Regions from separate parts of the Mus musculus genome. Here region 1 is linked to region 2. The links are chromatin loops, found by intact Hi-C in ENCODE. Cell type or tissue: gastrocnemius. All regions are shown on one strand. Each heading gives the region's core, and the rest is flanking DNA. Links, peaks and the distances in the headings are about the cores only. Region 1 holds the start of Wdr75 (WD repeat domain 75). Region 2 holds the start of Tpp2 (tripeptidyl peptidase II).

The links. Hi-C counts contacts between places; a loop is a spot of excess contacts. Peaks named below come from ENCODE experiments on the same cell type or tissue, not always from the same donor. Only the 100,000 strongest peaks of a DNase experiment are listed, where the experiment ranks them.
Region 1: a loop joins it to region 2, with 5 times the contacts of the local background. A loop is called at or near these places in 3 of 42 quality-filtered maps.

The regions. Positions count from the first base shown.
Region 1 is chr1:45,790,575-45,801,028 of GRCm38, reverse strand. It overlaps Wdr75 (WD repeat domain 75), which reads right to left and starts at 5,863. Exons shown (of 21, transcript NM_028599.3): 1 at 5,425-5,863; 2 at 1,884-2,013. The coding sequence starts at 5,507. In gastrocnemius, for the core only: a CTCF peak has its summit at 5,559; DNase peaks (open chromatin) are centred at 5,569 and 5,891; H3K4me3 peaks cover 2,354 bases; H3K27ac peaks cover 1,523 bases.
Region 2 is chr1:43,927,235-43,937,688 of GRCm38, reverse strand. Tpp2 (tripeptidyl peptidase II) reads right to left here and starts at 3,695. Exons shown (of 29, transcript NM_001310540.1): 1 at 3,436-3,695. The coding sequence starts at 3,600. In gastrocnemius, for the core only: no CTCF peak of the experiment used is centred there; DNase peaks (open chromatin) are centred at 3,750 and 4,476; H3K4me3 peaks cover 2,671 bases; H3K27ac peaks cover 2,970 bases.

The DNA of each region.
Region 1 (10,454 bases), core at 1,632-9,631, 1.9 Mb before region 2:
TTATAAAAGTTGAATATCTCTATTTAAGATTTAAATGCAAAGCTTTATGAGCCCCAAAATGGTACTCAAAAAGTATCAGATTTAGATTGCACAGTAAAACAAATAAATATTCCCCCAAACATGAAACAGCTTCTGCCCAAAGTATTTGAAATAAAGGAAACCAACCAGTGGTTTCTGCAAACTCATCTAATTAAAACGATCTAACAGTTTCAGCTTTTAAACAGAAAGGAAGGAGGTGGGAATCGACACTCTACTCCACAGCGGGATAAGGTAGGGAGCTGAGTGAAGAGCACTTAAGAACTCGCTCTCGTTTATCCAAAGCCAAAATGCCTTTTCACTGGTGTCACTGCACTCATCTTACCTAAGCATTAAAAAAAATTCCTGAAATGACGAGAACACTCCTCTGTTTAAACTCAATCCATTAAGGACCAATACTTTAAACAAACACAGAAGGAATTCTTGCACACTGAGACTCTATGGCAACTCCATGGTGCTGAGTTCCAGGACTCTCAGTCTTTGCTGTACATCACTACAGTAAGGCTTGACAGTGTTAGAACACTAGTCTGTGGACCATTCTTGGTGAGCACAGACCTTAGTAACACATAGGATTATGTCTGTTAAAAATACTTAGCTTTACTTCGGTTTCACAGATTTGTTGAGAAAATAACTTGTTTATAAGGTTTATAAATAATTTGAATTTGAAAAAAAGGGCCACTTTGACATTTTTTGTGAACCGAGTCATGAATTCATGGATTAAAAATAAAAAGAATTTGAGTAAAACATTATCTTCTCAAGCAAAATAATTATCTTAAGTAGAAAATAAAGCCAGATATTGTATCCAAGACACATACATAAGGATTAACAAAACAGTTAAAAATATAAGTATCATCAAAATGGAGACCTCTCAGGTTCACACAATTGTTATCCTGCAACCTCACCCCAACCTGCTGATAAGACTGCTCATCTGTATGTGGCCTTATAGACAGCACTAATTGGATTTTCTCTTAAGAGAGAAGGTGGGGGGAAGAGAATAGAGTTGGTGTCTCTGGAAAGGAGGGTGGATCTGGGGGAAAGGGATGCATATGATCAAATACAATGTATGAAATTCTCAAAAAAATTAATCAAATATTTTAAAACTACTTCTGACTTTAAGAGAAAACTTATACAATCTGTATATATGTTTTTTTTGTCTACCAACAAAGGTTATAACACATACTTAATAAATATGATTTTAACTTAAGAACACTTTTTTCATTAAAAGCCCGCAAAGGATAAATATGTAATACAGGAATAAAAAATATAACTGGATCATACAGAAGAGTTATTTGACTCTGATTTTTAAGAGCAGATCTTGGAGAACTTAGGAGATAAAACAGGAGTGTTATTTTATGCCCTATGTCTTTTATGGCACAGTTATGGTGGCAATGTCAATCTTTCCAAAACCAAGCAATAGCCTCCATGTTGCTATGACTAACACAGGAAATAGCAACTCGTTAAAACTTATAACAAGAGCAAAATATTGAAATACATTGAATTTTTTAAAAATTGGAAAGTAAGGGCACATGTTTGGATAGTCACAATGCCACTGCTGTATGGGGACCAATAATCAAGAATCCACTTAACATCACCTATATTTCAGAACCTCATATAGATAAAAACAGCCTTGCCTTATCAAGTAACAACTATTAGCATCATGCAGTTGAAATGGTTCACAGAATATCCCATGGGCAGTGTAGTTCTAGGCTATGGACCTCTTTCCACTCTCAGAAAACTGAAAAAAAATACCCCGAATAGGAGAACCTACAGATGGACCCACTCCAAATTTAACCCAATTGTTTCTGCTAACAGTAAAAATGGACACATGTACAATTACAAGCTGGCACCTGCAGATGGTTGCTGGGGTTGACGAGGATTCCAGACACCAGATCTGTGTGCCCATGCAGAATGTGCACACACTCTTCTGTGGTCGTGCTATAGACCTTGACAAAGTCTCCCGAGACACAGAAGATATACCTGGAAAAGAGAGAGAGAGAGCGCGCTAAGTCTCACACACTATACAGATAGTATAATTGTTTTATGGCCTGTTATTAAGATAATAACATGCAGATACACTTCAAAATAGCTTAAGAATTGTATATTCAGGCTGGAGAGATGGCCCAGTGGTTAAGAGCACTGACTGCTCTTCCAGAGGTCCTGAGTTCAATTCCCAGCAACCACATGGTGGCTCACAACCATCTGTAATGGGATCTGATGCCCTCTTCTGGTGTGTCTGAAGACAGCTACAGTATACTCACATACATGAAATAAATAAATCTTAAAACTTTAAAGAAAAAAAAAAGAATTGTATATTCAAGTATATATATATATATGTGTGTGTGTGTGTGTGTGTGTGTGTGTGTGTGTGTCTGTGTGTGTTGTCAACCATATGAGGATATGAGACGAGGATATGAGATGTTCTACTAATGCAGAAAAGACTATGAGATGACACAGCATTATTCTTCAAACAACCCAATTCTCCCTCGCTAACTGGAGACATCAGCTCACAAATGCCGAATAAAAGGTTGTGCTCTCAATGGTGAGGTCCAGGTCACTCCTGTATACATATCCATCTTCTAATTGATGAAGTACTAATTTTGCCTATATCATCTTACGGTTGTGGCTTTTCCCCACAAACCTGATGCTCCTTCATTATCAAAGTGGTTACATTCATAACAGAACTTACCTAAGAAAAGCTCAGAAAAGAATTTTGCTCTGTGTCAACCATATTTCACTTTTCTCACCGTGGAAGGTTCAGGTCACTGAGAACCCAGTCAGACTATTCTCTGTGCTGCCAAAGCACCCTGCACATGACTTAATCCTAAGAAATACAATGCCGACCAGGGTTGCTACAGCCTGTCTTATTAAATCAATGATACTGGGTTGCTTATCTGTGCACACCTTTGAAGCCAGAATGTGGTTCACAACTGACGGTATGCCTAAGATACATTGGCTCTATGTGTAATAAGCTCAAGAAAGCAATCACTGCAAAGCACCTGCAGTGTTTGGTAGTCTTCATGACTAGACCCAGGATCCTGAGTACTTTAGTTAAGAGGCTAAAAATCTGTAGCCTGGACCATTCCTAAGGAGTTCTTAGCTTCCATGAGTGGTTAACACAGTTGGGTTTCATATTCATACTATGTTAACTTTGCAAAACTTGACTTTAACTCACCTCAAATAAGATTAAAAAACAAAAAAATAAACAACAAACAAACAAAACAGAGGTTTATTTTATTATTATTTTTGACTAAACAGTAAAACACATTTCTCTAAGTTGGGCCTGATGACACAGGCCGGTAACTTAACCTTCTTATGAACTGCTGAGGCAGGAGATCACAGGCTTTCTGGACTACATAGCAAGTTTAAAACCAACCTGAGCAACTCAGTGAGACCCCTCCCCAATGAAAATAAACAAAAGAGTGGGTGCCCACAAAGGGTGGAACAGGTGCTGGGAAGCAGGTCTCAGTGGTAGAGTGCTTGTCTGGTATGTGCAAGGTCCAATCGTCACAACATTAAGTGAAAACAAAAACAAAGCAAGTCAACCTACCCTTTTGGATACTACTGTGTACCTATAAGGGAGGCCATTCATAGAACAACCAATAGACAACCTTCTCGGCTTAGCCTAATGTGGGTGTTTAAAGGAAAATGGAATGGTCCCCACAGGCTCAGAAGTCTGAAGGTTTTGGCCCCAAGTGGAGCAATCATTCCTGAAGGATTAGAGGCAGACCCTCGTTGGAAGAGTTGTGCCACTGGGGGCAGGCCTGAAGGCTTCAAAAGCCTAATCCATTTTCAGCTGTCTACACAGGGATGTCTCCTGTACTGCTCCAGCATCATGCCTGCCACACCTCCCCCCACCCCACCCCCCCCAGGCCCCAATCATGCTCTCCACTGCGATGATCATGGATTCTAACCTCTGCAATTGTGAACCTCAAATTAAACATTTTGTTTTATAAGTTCCTTTGGTCCCAGTATTTTCTAATGGCAATAGAAAAGCATATAACAACAGATAGTAGCCCTCTGCAATTTTCATCTTTCTCACTATGACGTAACAAAGTCTTAAAAGCACCTAGGCTTTCAAACATCTACACTGACTTCTCTATTCCTCACTACACAGTCAAATTTCTTGTTTTGATTTTGTCAGCTCAGCTAGTTAAAGATCAAACCATTGACCAAAGCTTTAAAAAAAAATCCTATCAGACTTGGAAAATGATATGGACCAAACACCTCATTTAACAGACAAGGTGAGGCAATGTTCAATGCAGGGTAAAAATGAGTATAAGGATGAATTTGAAGGGGCAGAACTGTGACAACTCCGCTATGTCCATTTTATCCCTTTAATTCATAAAACAATGTCAACAAAACCCCGTATACTGGTAAGTATACTGGCAGGGTATTGCGGGAGAGTACACCTTCCACAAATACTATAAATACCTTTCTAAAATAGGGGTATTTACTATTTGCAGTTCACAGTTGCAGAGGGTAGAATCCATGACCATCACAGTGGAGCCCATGATGGGTGTGTGTGTGTGTGTGTGTGTGTGTGTGTGAGAGAGAGAGAGAGAGAGAGAGAGAGAGAGAGAGGGAGAGAGAGAGAGAGAGAGAGAGAAAGAGAGAGAGAGCTGGAGCAGTACAGGAGACATCCCTGTGCAGAGAGCTGATAATGGATTAGGCTTTTGAACCTTTCAAGCCTGCCCCATTGGCACACCTCCTCCAAGGAGGGTCTGCTTCCTAATCCTTCAGGAATAATTGCTCCTCTTGGGGATCAAGCATTCAAACAACTGAGCCTAAGTATCTCTACATTCAGAGTGCTCTGAAAAACTAGCCCTACTACACACCTCTTCTAGATGATACAACGTGGCAGCAACAATGCCAGCTGACAAGCAGCGAACTGAAAGCCACTATTGTAAAAGTTGTGTGCATATAGACACTTTCTCCTACAGATCTAACATCTGTTTTTATGTAAAACTCAAAAAAAAAAAAAAGGAAAAAAGGAGCCTGGTAATTATGATGTTTTTCTGCGGGAAAAAGGCTGAATCATTAATGATTTTGAAGTCCAAAACGTTCCACACGTGAACATTAGTCTGCATGGTCAGACCGGTGCACATACGGAGAGAGTGACCATTTTCCAACCGAGCGGCTCCTAGTCCCTTGTAGACACCTGACCTGCCCCTGTAACCGCCAACCTTCCCGCAGGTGGAGTCCTGGGTGCAAGGCACACAGACACAGCAGCAAAGCCGGGCGGCTCCGGGGAGCTCCGGGTCGGTCCATGCGCTGCGCGGCGCCGCGGACTCCAGCCTCGCAGTCCGACCGTGGGCCGCGCCGCGCCGGGCACTCCCCTCCCCGGCCCGCGGTGCCCGGAGCCCTGTTGACCCGCAGCCTACTGCATACTTGGAATCCACGGAGAACACGGCCCTCCTGAAGTTCAGCCGGCTGCCGCCGCAGCGAACCACGCGGACTCCCTCTTCTACCATCTTCACGCAGGCGCAGGAAGCACCGAGCACCGGCCGGATTACGAACTTCCTTCATAGGCCGACTGGCCTGGCCCTACTCTTCCGCCCGCGGCCCGCCTGGGCCTCTCTAGCCTGGAGACTCTATGGTCGGCTCCACGCCTACGCCGCCATCTTTAGTTTGGGCAGGGTCAAATTAAAACCCTTGTAGAAGGAGTAAAGCCCAACAGCCACGCACAAAGTTAAATCATACCAGATGCCGCTACAGCTATTCGATACAGAAGAGAGTTTTCTCTTCGGCCTCTTTTACCGGACTCTAAAGGTTCCGCCAGAAGCGGAAGTGAACATCCTTTCTCCTACTGAAGCCGTTGCCTTTTCTGTCACTGTGATTGAGCGACAGCAAGATGACGCAGTCACCCTACTCCTATCCCACCCCCCTCCGTTGCCTTTTTTTGGGAGGGGGCGGGGTTCAAAGAGCGTCTTCTTGCAATGGTAACTGAAGTGGGGCGCTTTAGCTCTTTATGGCGGTTCTATGAGCATCGCTAAGTTCCTGTAGCATCTACGCCACACTTGCCAATGCAGTTTCGACTCCAGAATAAAAGTACACCTTGGTGTCAGGGCTCCTGCAGTGATGTCCGGTTTGCTCCAGTTGTTCAGTTCCTGTTGTTCAGAAGCCCTGACTTCTGAGGATGTTGATTCTTTTTTTTTTTTTTTTTTAGGTATTTATTTCAGTTACATTTCCAATGCTATCCCAAAAGTCCCCCACACGCTCCCCCACCCACTCCCCCACCCTCCCACTCCCACTTCTTGGCCCTGCCGTTCCCCTGTACTGAGGCAGATAAAGTTTGCGTGTCCAATGGGCCTCTCTTTCCACTGATGGCCGACTAGGCCATCTTCTGATACATATGCAGCTAGAGCTCCGGGAGGTACTGGTTAGTTCATATTGTTGTTCCACCTATAGGGTTGCAGATCCCTTTAGCTCCTTGGTTACTTTCTCTAGCTCCTCCATTGGGGGCCCTGTGATCCATCCAGTAGCTGACTGTGAGCATCCACTTCTGAGGATGTTGATTCTTAACACTTTGTGTTTTGTATTCGAGGTTGCTGCATATCTGTGTTGAACCGTTCGTTTGTCAATATTTTCCATTGTGCTGGCTCTTAACGACCCCTAAGGAAGGGCATCTGATATCTTAACCCTAACAGGAGCAGATTCTTGATACATTTGAAATTCACCATAACTTTATGCTGATTCATAGCAGGAAAAATATAATCCTAAGGGTCAAAACATCTATAGATCTTTAGGCAGGAGAGAGAGAGAGAGAGAGAGAGAGAGAGAGAGAGAGAGAGAGAGAGAGAGAGAGACGATTAGTTTTTGTTGGGTTCATAGTTTGGGGAGACAGAGCTAGACAGGAAGATACTGATTCTGTTTTTATCTCAAATTTAAAGAGTTTCTTTTTCATAATTATGGTATGCTTTTTCATAGTGGAAGAACATAGTGAGCTTAACCCCCCATCCCACCCTAGACTCTTGATGTCTAAGTAATACATCCTTTAAACTTGGAAACTTTGAGATCGGATATATGCTTATTATATTCTGAGACAATGAAGAAAATAAATGATCAAACTAGTTTTTACTTCAGTTGTTTTACTGTTTGGTGAACTTCGTTTAAATTAAGAAAGAATGAGGCTTTCTGATTGGACAAAGGCTAGTTGGACTACTAAACTCGTGAAAGGATTCTTTCCATGCAAAAATTTAATCTACTAACATTTCCAATAAAATTATAATTTGTGTTTTTATTTCTTTTTGCATGAACATTTAGGAACCAAATTTTCTCTTGACAGCTTAATATTTATCATTTCCTCCTCCTCCTCCTCCTCTTCCTCTTCCTCTTCATCCTTCTCTTCATCCTCCTTTGCATAGAACAGGAACACTGTTGGTGCTAGTGCACTGGTTGAGTAATGTCTTCTTATACTTTGATTTTTCTGTTTTGTCATTGTATTAGTCAGGGTTCTCTAGAGTCACAGAACTTATGGGTAGTCTCTATATAGTAAGGGAATTTGTTGATGACTTATAGTCTGTAGTCCAACTCCCCAACAATGGTCAGCAGCAGCAGTGAATGAAAGTCCAAGAATCTATCAGTTGCTCAGTTCCACAAGGCACACAGGGGAAGAAGAGAGAATTTTCCTTCTTCCAATGTCCTTATGTAGGTCTCCAGCAGAAGGTGTGACCCAGATTAAAGGTGTGTACCACCACACCTGGATCTGCAACTTGCTTTGTCGCATGCTGACCTTGAACTCACAGATTTCCTTGCCTCAGTCTCCTGGGATTAAAGGCCTGTACTACCTTGCCTGGGGCAAAGTTTTTCCACAGCCACTATGCCTTAAGATTTTCCATGCCAAGATCCACGTCAGAAACTTGTATCTCCCAGCCTCAAGATCAGGATCACAGATGAGCCTTCCAATTCTGGTTTGTAGTTCATTCCAGATATAGTCAAGTTGACAGCCAGGAATAGCCTTTAACTAAAGACGAACATATTAAAGTAACTCTGTGATGTATATGCTAGTGCTAGATACAAGTGGGGAAACATTTCAATAAATGTCTGTCTTTCTAGAAGACACCTAGCATAGCACGGTTGGGAAGTTGATACAAAATATAAAGGTGTGAGTAGTGTGTTGGGTACACTCTATTATGAATGATGCTATTTCAGACTTAATAATGGGAGCAGTTACTTCAAAAGAAAATCAACCCAAAGAGGCCAACCTACAGAATCTTCAAGGAACTGGGGTGCTTCATAGTACCAGTCACAGATTAAGAGACCCGCCCTTCTTCTCTGTAAGATATATTTTCAGAAAAGCTAATATGAGGATAATTCTAACTGTCATTATTACAACATGTTTAAGTATCATCTGTGTAGTATAGTAGCAGTCGCAAGTATGTATTTTCAATTCTAGACCTTATGGCCATGTGTTTTTATAATTACTTGTCAGTTTTGTTTTAGGTGACAGAAGAGAATCCCCCAGTTTTCATCTTCTTTTATTTAGTTTATTCTCTGTGTTAACTGGGCATGGTGGCTCACGCCTTTAATCCCAGCACTTGGGAGGCAGAGGCAGGCAGATTTCTGAGTTCGAGGCCAGCCTGGTCTACAAAGTGAGTTCCAGGACAGCCAGGGCTACAGAGAAATCCTGTCTCAAAAAACAAACAAACAAACGAAAACAAATCAGCTTTCACAGTGATGAATAAAATGTATAAATTATAACAAAATAAATATTTTATAAGAGAGCATCTAACTCATAACATTCATATTACAATAGTTAAATGTTATAGGGCTTTTATTTATTTATTTATTTTTATTACATATTTTCTTCAATTACATTTCCAATGCTATCCCAAAAGTCCCCAATACCCCCCCCCCCACTTCCCTACCCACTCATTCCCATTTTTTTTTTTTTTTTTTTTTTTGTTTTTGGCCCTGGCGTTCCCCTGTACTGGGCATATACAGTTTGCGAGTCCAATAGGCCTCTCTTTCCAGTGATGGCCGGCTAGGCCATCTTTTGATACATATGCAGCTAGAGTCAAGAGCTCCGGGGTACTGGTTAGTTCATAATGTTGATCCACCTATAGGGTTGCAGATCCCTTTAGCTCCTTGGGTACTTTCTCTAGCTCCTCCATTGGGAGCCCTGTGATCCATCCATTAGCTGACTGTGAGAATCAACTTCTGTGTTTGCTAGGCCCCAGCATAGTCTCACAAGAGACAGCTACATCTGGGTCCTTTCGATAAAATCTTGCTAGTGTATGCAATGGTGTCAGCGTTTGGAAGCTGATTATGGGGTGATTCCCTGGATATGGCAGTCTCTACATGATCCATCCTTTCATCTCAGCTCCAAACTTTGTCTCTGTAACTCCTTCCATGGGTGTTTTGTTCCCAATTCTAAGGAAGGGCATAGTGTCCACACTTCAGTCTTCATTCTTCTTGAGTTTCATGTGTTTAGCAAATTGTATCTTATATCTTGGGTATCCTAGGTTTTGGGCTAATATCCACTTATCAGTGAGTACATATTGTGTGAGTTCCTTTGTGATTGTGTTACCTCACTCAGGATGATGCCCTCCAGGTCCATCCATTTGCCTAGGAATTTCATAAATTCATTCTTTTTAATAGCTGAGTAGTACTCCATTGTGTAGATGTACCACATTTTCTGTATCCATTCCTCTGTTGAGGGGCATCTGGGTTCTTTCCAGCTTCTGGCTGTTATAAATAAGGCTGCTATGAACATAGTGGAGCATGTGTCCTTCTTACCAGTTGGGGCATCTTCTGGATATATGCCCAGGAGAGGTATTGCTGGATCTTCCGGTAGTACTATGTCCAATTTTCTGAGGAACCGCCAGACTGATTTCCAGAGTGGTTGTACAAGCTTGCAATCCCACCAACAATGGAGGAGTGTTCCTCTTTCTCCACATCCACGCCAGCATCTGCTGTCACCTGAATTTTTGATCTTAGCCATTCTGACTGGTGTGAGGTGGAATCTCAGGGTTGTTTTGATTTGCATTTCCCTGATGATTAAGGATGTTGAACATTTTTTCAGGTGCTTCTCTGCCATTCGGTATTCCTCAGGTGAGAATTCTTTGTTCAGTTCTGAGCCCCATTTTTTAATGGGGTTATTTGATTTTCTGAAGTCCACCTTCTTGAGTTCTTTATATATGTTGGATATTAGTCCCCTATCTGATTTAGGATAGGTAAAGACCCTTTCCCAATCTGTTGGTGGTCTTTTTGTCTTATTGACGGTGTCTTTTGTCTTGCAGAAGCTTTGGAGTTTCATGAGGTCCCATTTGTCAATTCTCGATCTTACAGCACAAGCCATTGCTGTTCTATTCAGGAATTTTTCCCCTGTGCCCATATCTTCAAGGCTTTTCCCCACTTTCTCCTCTATAAGTTTCAGTGTCTCTGGTTTTATGTGAAGTTCCTTGATCCACTTAGAT
Region 2 (10,454 bases), core at 1,023-9,022:
TATGCAAAGCTTTGTATTTAACATATACTCAAGGAAGAAGTGGCTCGTATAGGAGGACAGAATTTATTTTCTTGATAGGGCAAAGAAGGTACAGCTGGTGGATCCCACACCAAACTCTTTGTCCTGTCACCTTGAAAAACCGAGAGCTTTGTGGCGCACGCCTTTAGTCCCAGCACTCAGGAGGCAGTGGCAGGCAGATTTCTGAGTTCAAGGTCAGCCTGGTCTACAGAGTCAGTTCCAGGACAGCCAGGGCTACAAAGAGAAACACTGACTCGAAAAACCAAAAAAACAAAACAACCACACACCCCCCCCAAAAAAAACAAAAAAACGAGAGCATGATAGTATGAAGCTTCAAAGGGCCTGACAGGTTCAGCTATTCTTTTTCTGAACAACAATTCTTTAGTTTTTTTTAAGTATTTATACTAGAAGACTGATGATAACCAGAAGGCTCAATACCACAAATCAGGAAAAAAAGTAAGTATCAAAATCATATTAAACTAGTAAAATAAATCCTCATTATCAGTATGTGAGCAAAAACAGTAAGAGAAAAAAAAGCCAGACGGGATTTAATGGTTTATTTACCATGTACTATTTCCATAAGTTTTACTTATAAGAAGTGACCTGCACTTCACACACACACACACACACACACACACACACACGGCAAGCAAAATACATATGCTCCACTGGAGATTTTTCAAAGAGACCACAAAATTGAGGGATAGAAAAGAATGTAAAGGCAAAAACCACATGAAAATTTTGCAGTCGAGCTTTGGGATAAGTAGGAAATACAATCGGTAATAGTGGAAATATTTTCTCTGAAGCCACAGACCTTAACAGTAGAGCAGGCAAAGGGCTGAATTAAATCTGTGATGTCTTAAAAGAATGAAGCAGCAGCTTGCAAGTGACTATAGAAAACTGTTGGGCAATTTAAACACCACATGCAAACACACGTATTAGGACCTGAGACATCTGGGTACCTGGGAAAGAGAGAAATCAAATATTCAAGAGTGAAGTATAGGAGTGAAGGGTGTTGCTGAGGCTACACTCAAAGGTTAGCGTTAGTAGGGGAAGGGCCTTATAATAAAATTTGAAATTTTAGAGTTTTATTAAAAAAGCAAACTTTGAGCAAAGATGTTGATACTTGGTTTGCTCTTGATAAATAGTAGGTTTGGAAAAGCAAACCATGGATCAGTGGTGAGATTAGTAGCAGTGAGCACTGCTTCTGTATCTATATGGCTTAAACCAAATTTCATCTTGTCAGGAAACTCACTCACGATCTCAGTCAGTTTTCCTGTCATTTTCACTGCATCTCTATAACAGTCATAGTTTGCAGGACTTCATTATTCAATGGAATTGTAGCCACATACTAGGTACTTGAATGGTTGCTGAGAGAATATTAAACATTTAGGTAATTATTAATCTCCTCATGCAGTCTGTATACAGGAGTGTGCTATCACACCTGACTCTGCCCTCTACTTTGCATACACCCAGAAGCTGTGACAAAAAAGGACTTGGTCTAAGGAAGTTAAAGGAGGAGACACTGGCTGGTTTCTCCAAGTTCTCATTTGTAACCTCTAGTCCTTTACTTAGATCCCATTTGACAACTCAAATAGCCAGAAAGGCCTCCTTCTCTTTTTATTTCTATTTGCTTTTTACCTTAATGATGTACACACAGAGCTACAAAATAATTTCCTCAGGTAAGAAAAAAAAAAAAAAATCAAAGTCACCCATGTAAGTTCCTTGCTGAATTTAAACAAAAGATCATGTTTAGAATCTGAGAATAAATGCTGGATGATCTTATGTTTTCTTTTGGTTCAATGTTTTATTGACTAAATGTTAATGTTTGTGTAAATATCAAGCATATTTTCCCTTCAGACAATGACCCAACATGAACTCCTTCTGCTAGCATTTAGTGTTTATTCAGGACTTTAAAAAAAAAAAAAAGTACTTAACACTTTAGCACTGTAAAATCATGTGTGTTGGCTGCTCAATTATCAAGTAATCCTATGGGGTAAAAACTGTTACTTTACAGAAACAAAATACTCTAACCAGAACCAAAAATTCTACAAATGTCCACTGAGTAGTACTACGCCAAAATCTTCAGGATTTTCTGAACCTCTAACGCTAAGAACTAGTGAGCCACTTACCCTAGTTGTTCTCCCACACCCTACAAAAAGTAAACACACACTCCTGTGTATTGGGAAGCACTTCCACTGTGTAATAAATTCACAACGTGTCATTGCTGTTACCAAGTTTTAAACCTTAGCAATTACTATTAATAAAATAACTGTAGTCACTTGAACTTCTAATCAGAGACTCTGACACTGTGTGCTTCAGGGCTCAGGTGTGCACCAGAAAGGGGAAGAAGTAACAAACACTTGGAAGCAGGATTCCCTGAGAGTCCCAGAGTGTCCACACAGGCTTCTTTCCTATCCTTTCCAATAACCTCTAACATGTACGTCAATTACCTTCCCATCCATTTATGTCAATTATTAGGCAGCACAATGAGAAAACTAAAGATTGGAGGAAACAAATCAAGGGCTAGGAGGAGAGGAATTAGTATCCCTCTTTTGTGAGGAACAAGGATAAGATGGTATCAATGTGATCTAATCTATCTATTTGATAAACTGACCACGGACCGAAAAGAGGGTAAATAAACTCTAGTTTTAGTCAGATAAGCTCTTCAACAAAGGTTAGAGAGTACTTATGAGGGGGTTTTAGTAAGAGGCTATTTAAACACAGAATACATTTTATTCAGGCATTTTTTTTTAACATCAGTAAGGTCCCTGCTCTTAAAGACTTCTAACTTGAATAAAGGAAATGAAGTCATTTTTAGGAAGTCGTAATCAAAGTATGTTCTCTCGTTTAAAATGCACATTTTATAAGGCCTGAAAAGTTCGCCCGAAACAAATTAGTCGGGCCCTTTGAAAAAAAAAAAAAAAAAAAGACTAACCCAAAAGATTTCAAGGACCCTGAACAAACACCAGCAAATAACTTAAAAATAGAACAAAAGTATCAGAAGAAACCATTCCGGAAGCGGACTGGGTCGAATTCTGGGAACTCACTTTGCTGGCCTTGCCAAAACGAGTATCTCTTAAACATCACTAAGGATCTCTTCAAGGCTGTTACCCCTATCGTTGGTGCCCCCCACGCTCCCGCGCCCTCCCAGACCTATAAAACTGTAAAATTTTCCCATGCCGAGGTCGGGTGCGGACCCTGAAGAGGTGTGGGGCCTGGAACGCCCAGGCTGACCAGCAAAGCTTCCCCGCGGCCCCCGATCCCGAACAGCCACGCTGACCACACCGCTTTTGTGTGGACAGGGAACAGGGCCTGGAGGTCTCCCAGAGCTGTCCGGGCCGCCCCGGCCCGTCCGGTCCCCGCCTTGTTCCAGGCTCGGCCCTCTGGGCTACGGGCCCTTGGGCGCCGCCTCACCTGCATGCCCGGGGCCCCGGGATCGACCCCTGTGTCCAGGACGGCGATGAGCACCCCGCGCCCGTCATACTCCGGGTAGCGGCACAGGAAGGAGGAGGCCCCGGTCTCCTTCTTTGGTAGAAGACCGTGGAAAGGAAAGGGCTCCTCGGTCGCGGCGGTGGCCATGGACGCAAGCTGGAGGACAGACGAGGAAGAGGCAAACTGCCAGGCAGCGCGCGGACGAGCGGCGCGAGGACACCCGGCTACCGCGGGACGGAGGTGGGGAAGGGGCGGAGCCTGGCCACCAGTACCCAATCGTGTGCGGTCAGAGGTGTCTAGCCAATCATACGCTTCAACGTAAGCTAACGGCGCCGCTACGAGTCACGACGAGGGAATGTTACCCAGGCTGCAGAGCTGGAACGGAGTGTGCGCTGCTGCGGATGACAACGCACTGGAGGGAGGTTCTTGCCTTCCGAGCTGTCACTCTCCGTGAGAAGCAGCGAGAGGAACGGGCTGTCTGCCTGAGGCGTGGGATCCTCGCGACGCCGCCGAGGTTGGCTTAACCCGCTGCGGACCGGAAGCCTGTAAAGTCGAGCGCGGAAGTCTCAGATTTAGCGGCCCGGCCTTTCTGGCAGGGTGAGGTGCTGTTTAGTCAACAGGAAGTGGGTTGTCGGCTGTTTTGTCGCCAGAGTCCCCAAAGCAAAACACGTGACAGAAATGAGCTCCCTCCTGTCTTCGTGGCTTACTTACCCTTGGCATCCGGAATTTCAGAAAAATACCTGCCTTTTCTCCAGTGAAGTTCCTCTTTGTAACACAGTTACCGAGCCATAGTTTGCGGGGTTTTTTTCCCATTAGGATGCACAGTGACAGCAATCGTAAATGGCATTTGAAATTTAAACTACACAGATTATCCAGTAACAAAGGTTGCCAACATTCATAATTAAGAATATTGTGGGGGTGAATTAATATTTTCCTATTTGTGACAAATCTACTCTGTACCAGTGAGAGATTCTGCACGTTTTTTCAGTGTGTAGCCTGCCTGGAGGCCTCTGAAATACTGAGCACCGAACCACAGCCATAAGTGTGGTAATTCTTCTCTTTAGTGGCAGCGACTGCTGTGTCTACTCCAAAAGTCCCAGCAGCAAGAAGGCGCCCAGAGTAATCTTAATTATCCCATTGACAAACTCAAGACACCTTACCACAGAGATGTCTTTAAATGCATAAGATGAAATATATAGGATTATACAGGAAGTAGACGGTTGAAAGAATTATAACAACTTAATTTTTGTTGTATTGCAATAGTTTCATATATGTAAGTAATTACATGTGTGCTCTTTTTAAAATTAAATAACAGAGCCATCGTCAAGTCTAATAACTAATGTTATTTTTAAATTGGAAAACAATTGTAAATGGCATTTGAATATATCTAAACTACACACTTTAATAACAAAGGTTGCCTGTGTTCATAATTAAGAACATGTGGAGGATGAAAATAATTTTTTCCTATTCAATCATGGGCCCTGTGCATTTCTATGGTCTCCAGTTTAAGAGGCAGGTTCCTAGAATCCCGTGTATGCCATTTGTTTCAAACCACAGCATTTCCATTGACTCCTCATACTTTGCTCTATGAGCAAATATATTAAAATATATTAAATTGTAACTTGAAAGAATTTCTTGGGATCAGAATGTTAATTTTTTCTTTTGGATTAAGTTAACTTACAATTACAAAGTTGATGAAAACAATGAGTAAATCTTAAGATTAAAATGAACAAAAAATGGGATGGGAGGGAAGGGAGGAAAGAAAAGGCAGCTTTTCCCTAGAAGTTTGATGAGAATTAGACATATTTCCATTTATAACAGGCTATTCTAGGGCTGGAGAGATGCCTCAGCGGATAAAAGCACTGACTGCTCTTCTGAAGGTCCTGAGTTCAATTCCCAGCATCCACATGGTGGCTCACAACCATCTGTAATGGGATCTGATACCCTCTTTTGGTGTGTCTGAAGACAGCTACAGTGTACTCCTATACATAAAATAAATAAATCTTAAAAAAAAAAACCAGGCTATTCTAGTTATAAGTATAAGATTCCCACGTGTATGTCTCTTATAAAATCAGAGCCATCAGCTGCTACCCTTTGGAGCAAACCCCCTATCTCATCCCCCTGGCCCCCTGCTTATATGAGCGAGTTCCCCCACCCATCCACCAACCCACTCACACCTTACTGATCTAGCATTCCCCTACACTGGGGCATGGAACCACCACAGGACCAAGGGTCTTCCCTCCATGTATGCTAGATAAGGCATATATGCTCTGCTACATATGCAGCTGGAGCCATGGGTCCTTTCATGTGTACTCTGGTTGGTGCTTTAGTTCCTGGGAGCTCTGGGGGGGAAGGGGGGGGTGTCTTGTTGGTTGATTTTGTTGTTCTTCCAGTGGGGTTGCAAACCCCTTCAGGTCCTTCAGTCCTCCCCCTAACTCTTCCATTAGGGTTCCTTGCTCAGTCTGATGGTTGGCTGCAAGCATCCTCATCTGCTTGTTAAAGCTCTGGCACAGCCTCTCAGGAGACAGCCATACCAGACTCCTGTCAGCAAATGCTTCTTTGCATCAGCAATAGTGTCTGGGTTTGGTGTCTCCTGATGGGATGGACCAATAGGTGGGGCAGTCTCTGGATGACCTTTCCTTCAGTCTCTGATCCACTCTTTTTTTTTTTTTTTTTTTGGTTTTTTCGAGACAGGGTTTCTCTGTATAGCCCTGGCTGTCCTGGAACTCACCCTGTAGACCAGGCTGGCCTCGAACTCAGAAATCCGCCTGCCTCTGCCTCCCGAGTGTTGGGATCAAAGGCGTGCGCCACCACGCCCGGCTCTGATCCACTCTTGTCCCTGCATTTCCTTTAGACAGAATCAATTCTGGGTTAATATTTATGAGGTAGGTGCAGGCCTACCTCTAGATATGTTCTCTACAGGTTCTCTGTCCTCTTTCTTGGGTATTTTAGCTAAAGTCATCCCCGTTGGGTCCTGGGAGCCTCTTGCTTTCCTGGCATCTGGGACTTTCTAGTGGCTCCCCCCAGTTCCCCATTCCCTATTGCTACACTGCTCCATTCAATTTCCTGAATTCTCTTCTGTCTCCTCCCACACCTGATCTCTTTTTTCTTCATCCCTCTTCTCTCCCTGCTTCTACCTCCCATGATTATTTTGTTCCATCTTCTAAGCAGGACTGAAGCACCCACACTTTAGTCTTCTTGGGCTTCATATGAGCTGTGAGTCATATGGTGGGTATTCCTAACTTTTTTCCTAATATCCACTTATCAGTGAGTACATACTGTGTGTGGTTTTTTGTTTTGTTTTGTTTTGTTTTGTTTGTTGTTGTTGTTTTGTGACTGGGTTACCTCACTCAGAATGTTATTTTCTAGATCTACCCATTTGCCTAAGAATTTCATAAAGTCATTGTTTTTAATAACTGAGTAGTACCCCATTGTGTAATTGTACCACATTTTCTATATCCATTCCTCAGTTGAAGGACATCTGGGTCATTTCCAGCTTCTGGCTATTATTAAATAAGGCTGCTATGAACATAGTTTAGCATGTGTCCTTGTTATATGTTGGAGCATCTTTTTTTGGGTATATGCCCAGGAATGATATATCTGGGTCCTTAAGTGGTATTCTGTCCAATTTTCTCAGGAACCACCGGACTGATTTCCAGAGTGGTTGTACAAGCTTGCAATCCCACCACATCCTTGCGAGCATCTAATGTCACCTGAGTTTCTGATCTTAGCTATTCTGACTGGTCTGAGGTGGAATCTCATGGTTGTTTTGATTTGCATTGAGATTTCTCAGTTGAGAAATATTTGTTTTGCTCTGTACCCCATTTTTAGTGTGGTTACTTGGGTCTCTAGAGTCTAACTTACTGAGTTCTTTTTATATATTTGATATTAGCCCTCTATTGGATGTAGGGTTGGTCAAGATATTTTCCCAATCTGTAGGTTGCCTTTTTTTCCCCAATTGACAGTGTCCTTTGCCTTACAGAAGCTTTTCAATTCTTTGAGATCCCATTTGTCTACAGTTGATCTTAGAGCCTGAACCATTGGTGTTCTGATCAGGAAATTTTTCCCTCTGCTAATATGTTTGAGGCTCTATCCTACTTTCTCTTCTATTAGATTCAGTGTATCTAATTTTATGTGGGGGTCTTTGATCCACTTCCACTTGAGTTTTATACAAGGAGATAAGAATGGATCAATTTGCATTCTTCTACTTGTCAACTCCTACTTGACCCAGCACCATTTGTTGAATATGCTGTCTTTCTTCCACTGTATGATTTTGGCTTCTTTGTCAAAGATCAGGTGACCATGGATGTGTGGGTTTAACTATGGATCTTCAATTCTATTCAGTTGATCTACTTGTCTGTCTCTATGCTCTATTTATCATTATTACTCTATAGTACACCTTGAGGTCAGAGATGGGTGATTCCCCCAGAAGTTCTTATTGTTGAGAATAGTTTTCACTATCCTAGGTTTTTTTGTTATTCCAGATGAATTTAAGAATTACTCTCTTTATCTCTGTGAAGAATTGGGTTGGAATGTTGATGGGGATTGCATTGAATCTGTAGATTGTTTTTGGAAAGATGGCCATTTTTACTATGTTAATCCTGCTGATCCATGAACATGGGAGATCTTTCCATCTTCTGAGATATTCTTTGATTTCTTTCTTCAGAGTCTTGAAGCTCTTGTCATACACATCTTTCACTTGCTTAAAGTCACACCAAGGTATTTTATATTGTTTGTGACTATTATGAAGGGTGTCATTTCCTTAATTTCATTCTCAGCCCACTTATCTTTAGAGTAGAGATCAGTGTGAGTTAATTTTATATCTAGCCACTTTGCTAAAGTTGATTATCAGGTTTAGGAGTTCTCTGGTGGAATTTTTGGAGTCACTTATTCTATTCTCAGATAGGAATATCTTGACTTCTTCCTTTCCAATTTGTATCCCTTTAACCACCTATTGTTGTCTATTTGCTCAGGCTAGAACTTTGAGTACTATATTGAATAGAAAGGGAGAGAGGGGGCAGTCTTGTCTGGTCTCTGATTTTAGTGGGATTGCTTCAAGTTCCTCTCCATTTAGTTTGATATTACCTATTTGTTTGCCTGTATATTTCTTTTATTACATTTAGGTATGGACCTTGAATTCCTAAACTTGCCAAGACTTTTTTTTTTCTTTTGAGGTAAATTTTTTTTTCACTTTTTACTTTTTTTTAAAATTGGTTATTTATTCATTTACATTTCCAATGCTATCCCAAAAGTCCCCCACACACTCCCCTACCCACCCACTCCCACTTCTTGGCCCTTTGCCAAGATTTTTAACATGAAGAGCTGTTATATTTTGTCGAATAATTTTTCAGCATCTAATTAGATGATTACTTGTTTTTTTTTCCCTTTGAGTTTGTTTATATAGTGGATTACATTGGTGGATTTCCATATATTGAACCATCCCTGCATCTCTGTGATGAATCCTACTTGATCATGCTGAATGATCATTTGATGGGTTCTTAGATTCAGTTTGGTAGAATTTTATTGAATATTTTTGCACCAATATTCATAAGGGAAGTTGGTATTAAGTTCTCTTTCTTTGTTGGGTCTTTGTGTGGTTTAGGTGCCAGCATAACTGTGGCTTCATAGAATGAATTAGGTAGTGTTCCTTCTGTTTCTAATTTGTGGAATAGTTTGAAGAGTATTGGTATTAGGTCTTCTTTGAAGGTCTGATAGAACTCTACACTAAACTCATTTGATCCTGGGATTTTTTTTTCTTTTGGTGGGGGGACTATTAATGACTGCTTCTATTTCTTTAGGGTGTATGGGACTGTTTAGATGGCTCAACTGAACCTGATTTAACTTTGGTACCTGGTAAGTATCTGGAAAATCATCCATTTCATCTAGATATTCCACTTTTGTTGAATATAGGCTTTTCTAATTGGAACTGATGATTTTTTTAATTTCTCCAGTTTCTGTTGTTATATCTTCCTTTTCATTCTGACTTTGTTAATTTGGATACTGTCTTTTTACCCTCTGGTTAGTCTGGCTAATGGCTTATCTATCTTGTTGATTTTCTTAAAGAACTAGCTCCTAGTTTTGTTGATTCTTTGTGTGGTTCTCTTTGTTTCTACTTGGTTGATTCAGCCCTGAGTTTGATTATTTCTGGGTTTCTACTCCTCTTGGTTGTATTTGCTTCTTTGTCTTCTACAGCTTTCAGATGTCCTGTTAATCTGCTAGTAAATGATATCTCCAGTATCTTTGTGAAGGCACTCAGAGCTATGAGTTTTCCTCTTAGCACTGCTTCCATTGTGTTCCATGAGTTGGATCATTTTGTGCCTTCATTTTGGTTAAATTCTAAAAAGTCTCTAATTTCTTTCTTTATTTCTTCCCTGACCATGTTATCATTGAGCGGAGAGTTGTTCAGTTTCCATGTATATGTAGGATTTCTGTTGCTTTTGTTGTTAGTGAAGACCAGCTTTGCATGGTGATCTGCTAGTATGCATGGGTTTATTTCAATCTTCTATAAGTTGAGGTTGCGGCTTGTTTTGTGCCTGATTATATAGTTAATTGGGAGAAGGTACCATGAGGTGCTGAGAAGAAGGTATATTCTTTTGTTTTAGGATAAAATGTTCTATAGATAACTGTTAAATCCATTTAGACAGTAATTTCTGCTAGTTTCACTGTGTCTCTGTTTAGTTTTTGTTTCCAAGATCTGTCCATTGCTGAGAGTGGGGTGGTGAAGCCTCCCACTATTATTGTGTGAGGTGCCATGTGTACTTTGAACTTTAGTAACATTTCTTTTACAAATGTGGGTGCCCTTGCATTTGGGTCATAGATGTTCAGAAGTGAGAATTCATCTTGGTAGATTTTTTTTTTCTCTGATGAGTATGAAATATCCGTCCTCAGCCTGTTTTGGTTGAAAGTCGATTTTATTTAATATTAGAATGGCTACTCGATCTTGTTTCTCTGGACCAGTTGCTTGGGAATTTTTTTTTCCAGCGTTTTACTCTGAGGTAGTG